Linked DNA regions of Homo sapiens: region 2 is linked to region 1. Evidence: read pairs that join two places in POLR2A ChIA-PET (ENCODE). Cell type or tissue: Panc1. All regions are shown on one strand. Each heading gives the region's core, and the rest is flanking DNA. Links, peaks and the distances in the headings are about the cores only.

The links. ChIA-PET counts read pairs that join two places held together with the same protein. Peaks named below come from ENCODE experiments on the same cell type or tissue, not always from the same donor. Only the 100,000 strongest peaks of a DNase experiment are listed, where the experiment ranks them.
Region 2: POLR2A ChIA-PET joins it to region 1 with 6 read pairs; 1 of 35 experiments calls an interaction of 5 or more read pairs at or near these places.

What each region holds. Positions count from the first base shown.
Region 1 is chr2:163,691,581-163,694,503 of GRCh38, forward strand. All of the region lies in intron 2 of FIGN (fidgetin, microtubule severing factor), which reads right to left. It overlaps LOC107985957 (a long non-coding RNA gene), which reads right to left. Exons shown (of 2, transcript XR_001739759.2): 2 at 1-2,923. Among named protein-coding and RNA genes, the nearest start is that of FIGN, 43 kb to the right of the region's middle. In Panc1, for the core only: a CTCF peak has its summit at 729; no DNase peak of the experiment used is centred there; H3K27ac peaks cover 1,529 bases.
Region 2 is chr2:164,059,984-164,062,906 of GRCh38, forward strand. No RefSeq gene overlaps it. Among named protein-coding and RNA genes, the nearest start is that of FIGN, 330 kb to the left of the region's middle. RefSeq lists a silencer at 1,176-1,470. In Panc1, for the core only: CTCF peaks have their summits at 1,350 (motif pointing left) and 1,552; a DNase peak (open chromatin) is centred at 1,338; H3K27ac peaks cover 1,095 bases.

The DNA.
Region 1 (2,923 bases), core at 156-2,655:
TAATCCAAGAGAAACTAACACCAGTAAGTCAGAGAGTGGCATCCTTCCATGAGTGGTTATGCACTTCAATTCAGCCAGATTTAATTTGGTTAACAAATATTTCATGTTACCTACACTAAAATGGATTAGTGGCAATCAACTTTCTCTTTTCAGGAATTGAGGCAAAAATTAACCCTTCTGAGCATTAAAAACAAACAGAAAGCAGAGTGGAAGTTGTGGAATAAAGAGGAAAATATGTGCTATAACCAGGGCCAGAGGAATTTGCAATTAGAATAAAGAACAAAATGTTCTGTCCAAAGAAAAGACAAATCCAAATCTTTTTAAGTTTCTTCCCAAGGATTCTCTCCAAGAAGTGAAGACCCAGAAGCAAGTTCATCTTTAAAAATTTTAAATGCTCAATCAAATCTATCTTAAACATTTGTTTTGTTATGCCTAGGGAAAAGATTATTTTTCTAACATTACTGTCTTAGCAAACAATGATAAGCTTCACAAAAATAAAATGTTCCATTTTGCTTTATTACTGAAAGCTATGAACAAAATTATTAAAATTAAAATATGAATTGAAATATTTTATAGTCCTAAACTTGTTTAAGTAAAAGGATTTTGTATTGTCATTTATTTGGATAAAATATTATACATAGGAACATGATTCAGTAAGAAGCAGGCATAGGGCCAGTCTTTCTAGAAGCATCCAGGAGATTAACTGGAAGTACCAGTAGGAGGTGTTGGTCCCTTTCATAGTTAAAATTATTTTATAGCTAGGCTCCTAAGTAAGGTGTTAAAAACAAGCTCAACAATATATAACAATATGATATTAATGTATTTTCTTCTAAGGAGCTAGAAACATTTCATATGCTTCAAACATAATCTATTTTTATGCATGGCAAAGATGCTAATAATGTTTCTTCAATTAAATGAAACAGTCCAAATTGAAAGCTATGAGAGTATTAGGAAAAGATGTTTAAAAAGTTGTCAATCTATTATAGATTTCTTTCTACTGAAGATTATGATTCCCGAAAGGGTTTGAATGTCTATTCCTGAAAGGTAATAGAGGAGACAGACTTCTATTAATGTTAAGTCCTCTGACATTCAGTCAGTGAAAATAAAAGGAGAAAGCATTAACTTTTAACAGTGGAGATGTTAAAAAGAAAAAAACAAACGAGCAAATTCTAAATAGCTGTGTGGAGCAAGGTGACTCAGCCTAGTTTAACAGAGAACGAAAATGTAATCAAATGAAACCTACGACCTCTGTACCAGAGAGAGTGAGGGAGACAAGAAGGCAAACACAATTTAAGAATCTGCGAAGAAAAAGTAAAAGAAGTCACATATGTGTGCAACATTCTGCTCAACCTTGATGCAATAGGTGGTCCCTAAAAGAACTGCAGGTCTAAAGAGAGTCAGGCAAGCGCCTTGGTACTTCCTTTAACCGCAACTTCAGCATCTTCCCATGACCCATTTTCACCTAAGGAAACTGAAGGCAACTCCAGGCAGCAGGGCAGAGTGAACCAGAGCTATGTGAACTGGTCACCAACCACCTGAAACCACACCTCTAATTTCCAAGTGAAAGCAAATCCCCTTGACTTTTGCCTCAACCTCTAAGCAGATTCCACAACTGGCATAGGCCCTTTATCTAGTCAAGAGTGGGATGTAGGTGTGTGTGTACCTGTGGTGTGTGTGTGTATCTGTGTGTGTGTATTCAGTGGAGTAAGGGATAGCTAAAACGACCAGAGGAGTGAGGAGCAAGGGGTTGGATCCTGAGGAGGAACTGCAAGAGTGAGAAGGATTAAGACAAGAAAAAGGACAGAGACTGGGTCCCATTCTCTCACTTTCTCCAGTGCCTAGCATAGGGCTTTGCACAATATAAAGACTCATGAGTGAATCAGCAAAAAAGCATATCTGTTGAAATTATATGTTCACTTTACAAAGCATTACAAAATGTGAATTATCAGGGAAGGACTCCTTTTCCCTCATGATGATCACAATTTAAAGGAACCAAAATTAGAGTAGTTACATCAATAAAGAAACCTACAGATAACATACACACACACACTTACGCACAAACACACACAATAATCATTTGGGTTAGAAAAGAGAACTGAAAAAGAACACATATGTGCTAGGGAATACTAGTAAAAACAAAACATATTACTTCATAACTGGGAGAAACTCATTCTTGCCAGTGGGATTTTTCTTCTTTTCTAAATATATTAAATATCATATTGGAATATATCTGAGGTGATACGAAACATATGTGTTAGATGGTATTATAAACCAGAAGGATTAAATACCACATCAAACAAACTGAGCCACATTACTCTGTATTTCCTTTCCTTAGCTGTTCCGGAACTTTAGAAATAATACAGGTAACACAGGACCTGTACTTCTCAGCCTTTCTTTTGAGAGCTGTAAACAAGTCTTTCTCTCTTTTCAGCTTGTTCAAGGGAAGAGCTGGAGCATCCAGCAGCTCTCTGCCACCATCTCATGCCTAGACGGGGCTGCATGTTTTATTTCTATCAATATTCTGTAGGTCTAGGTTTGGTGGAGCTTTTTATTCTGATAGTGGAAGGAACTACGTCATATTCCAAGCAAAGATGCATGCTCACCAGAGACAACAGCCATTCAAAATGTTTGTTTTGCCCCCACCAACTTGGGATAGAATTTTTTACAAATGACAAGGGAGAATAAATGCTTAAATCAATGTTTCTCATGGTATGCTCTATGGAACACTGGATTATACAGTTAAATCAGTTTGGGAAATGTGTACTATAACCTCCTCTTCAATATTCATAATACCTATTAGCATTCTAGGGGCTCTAAGAGGTCCTATTGTAAAGAAACCCAATTAACCATAACCCTAACTTACTTGACAATGGAATCCTCTCTTTTACAGGATGGGGCAAGCAAGAAGGAGGGTGTGAGGGAT
Region 2 (2,923 bases), core at 258-2,757, 370 kb after region 1:
TACATTTTGAACGGCCACTAATCCCTCTTCTTAGGAAGTAAAAATATAGAGTGAAACTGGTCTAGATCCCCAAGAATCGGTAGGTTACTTCACTTTTGAAGTCAATGATTGGTAAGAATTGGAAAACAATTTGTGACCAGAATCCTCAAAATACTTAAAGCTTAGATGTAAGTGGTGAAATTGAGATCAGTGAATAAGCTGGATACAGGGTCAATTGTTGATTCCACAGCAGAAGTTCTGCATGACTCGAACAAGGCTTTCATTGAAACTATTCTCTGTCTTAAGAACTATAAACTACTATGAGGTCTCTGCATGTTAATACAGTATCAAGAATAGAATTTTCTTTGTAGCTCTGTAGACTTAATATTTACCAAAGACTCTTTAGTGAAATATATCTGTTACTTTGAATAATTAAGTTTAGTAGAAGATAAATTTAAGGATATGGATATAAAGACCAGGGACTACTCTGGCAGTATAAAATGTTTTAAAAGTAATACATTGGACTCTGGAACTTCATTCTACCTAACAGCATCATCTGCTTACCAGTAGGAACAAGGCACATAGTATTCTGTGGCAAATGCAATTGTTATTGAAGACAACATTGCAGTATGAGGTAACAGAGGAAATTATGAAAAAGAAATCCTGGAGCTATTGAAAAGTCCTAGGATAAGAATGTCAGTGGGTCCCTAGGTAATGGTTGTTGGTTTGGGGACACAGGAGAAAAGACTAAGGGATCTAGAGGTTTCTGATTTTGCACTGGTGTGTGGTTGGCAGATACAGGAACCCCAAGTGACTAGGCTTTGATTTGCTTTCCTTAAAATTTTTACTCATCCGGTTTCAGTCTCTGTCTCTGGTATTAGGTGAAAAGACATCTTTTTCCCTGCTGCTGAGACTGTATGTAATTAGATGAAAGGAGAAACTAGAGGCTCGGGAAAAGCATTGCTGATTTGTACCTCGGCTTAATTCCAAAGATTCTGCTTGTGAAAATTAACTTTTTCTGCTTCTAGGTCCATGGCACTCGTTTCTAAGAGGAGTTTGAAAGTTAGCTGAGTGTATGAGGAGGAGAAAAAAGGATCAGTAGGTTGGACTAGATCCATATATCACATACTTTCACCAAGAAATTAGATTTATTGGGTTTTATGAGCACCAGGCATATGCTAAGCACTTGATATATTATCTCATTTAATCTTCAGGACAGTATGAAAGAGTAACAGGTCTTATACCACTTTGCAAGATAAGGAAAATGAAGCTTAGAGAGGTTAACTAGCAGTCATGTTAGAGTCAGACTTGAACCCTCGTCTAGCTGATGGCAAAACTCAATTTTAACTACTACACAATACTGCCTCCCAGTGGCTGGAATTTGGTAAGCATTCAGCCAACATCAGCTACTGAGGTGGTGGTGTTTTTCTTAGGGGGAAGCTGGTCTTAAATCCTTTAGGCTTAAGTCTCAAAGGCATATAGAAAGAGGTCTTGCTTATCAGAATTATTAAGATGTCTACTCTCTTACATAAAAATGGCTAGTTCAAGCCAAGCTCCAAGTGTGACTGTAAGCAAACAAATAGATGACTACCTTGTTTATGAAGCATACTTTGAATTAGTTCCTAGTCAAATATAAAAATGCTTGGTGGTCGCTTGAAGCATAATTTGTGCCAACAAAATTCCACCAAGCAAAGAGATTCTGTAGTGTCAACATTTAAAACTTCTATAAATACTTCCTTCAGTTTCCACAAAGTATAAACTAATAAAAAAGAGAAATAAAAAGTCAATAAAGAAAAAAAGTACTTTTTTGGGTAGAAGGCTAAGAGAATGAATGCATGTAATATGTCTTGAAGTGTTAAGAAAATATTTTCTTTAGTTTTTAAGTAGAGTGAAGAAAAAATAATATGTGTGTAAGGAAGGACAAAATTTAGTTGTTCACAGGCTTGGCCTCAGGCAAAATTCTAAAATAGGTATTTTTCATGTACACGTCCCTAGCACACACACACATGCACAAAGTTGTTCTTCAATGCCCTTTTCTCAATGTTCAGTGTTCTCTCTCTTCAACCTCCAAAGCGTTCACTTTTTGGTACCCCCTCGGATTCCCTAATTTCATTCTTTGTTTCGAAATCCCACTGCACAGCTTCTCACAGTATAGACATTTCCTCTCTTCATTCATCATAACATTGCAGTGGACTAGCCCATTTTTTTCAAGATATTGGTAGGTCACTGGTTAGCAATGCCTATGAACAAATTATAATTAAGGTCTTAATGAATGGTAAAAGGCTTAATGTTTTATTTTACCTTGCTGTATTTATTTCATATTATGGACTTTTCTAGATAAAATGCCTCAGATCGAAATAATTAGTTCCAAATGATGGGAATTTCAAACTCTGTGATAGGTTGGTGAGAAAGCGATTTCTGCAAAGCTGTCTTTGCCCCATGTTCCTTGAAATATGTGCCAAAGGTAAATGTTTACTTTACCTATGTATAAGGTTGACCCTAGTGAACAGGTATATTGAAATATTATAATCCCTGAGAAGAAAGGTCACTGATAATGGCATTAATGCTGCCAGTCCTTACTTTCTATTAAATGATACTTCAATATGCAACATTCTACACTTGATCTCTGGTAAATGGATGTTAGTGACCTTGAGTCAACAATCTTTGCCTTCTTTAGACATTGGATAGCACTATAACATTTTAAATTTATAATTGTGTTTACTTTTAAAATGGAGTTTAAAAGTCTTTAAACTGGATAGGTAGAGAAATTGAAATGACGATACAGAAAGTCTGTAAATGGTTGGATGGATATCACATATCACACCATCTATGGCTCAGCAGTAAATGCACTGTGATGGCAGAACCATGAGGGTATATCACATTAATGCATAATTCAAGGTCTTTAAGTATCTGTGAGTCGTTGACAAGATACATTGCCACGTGT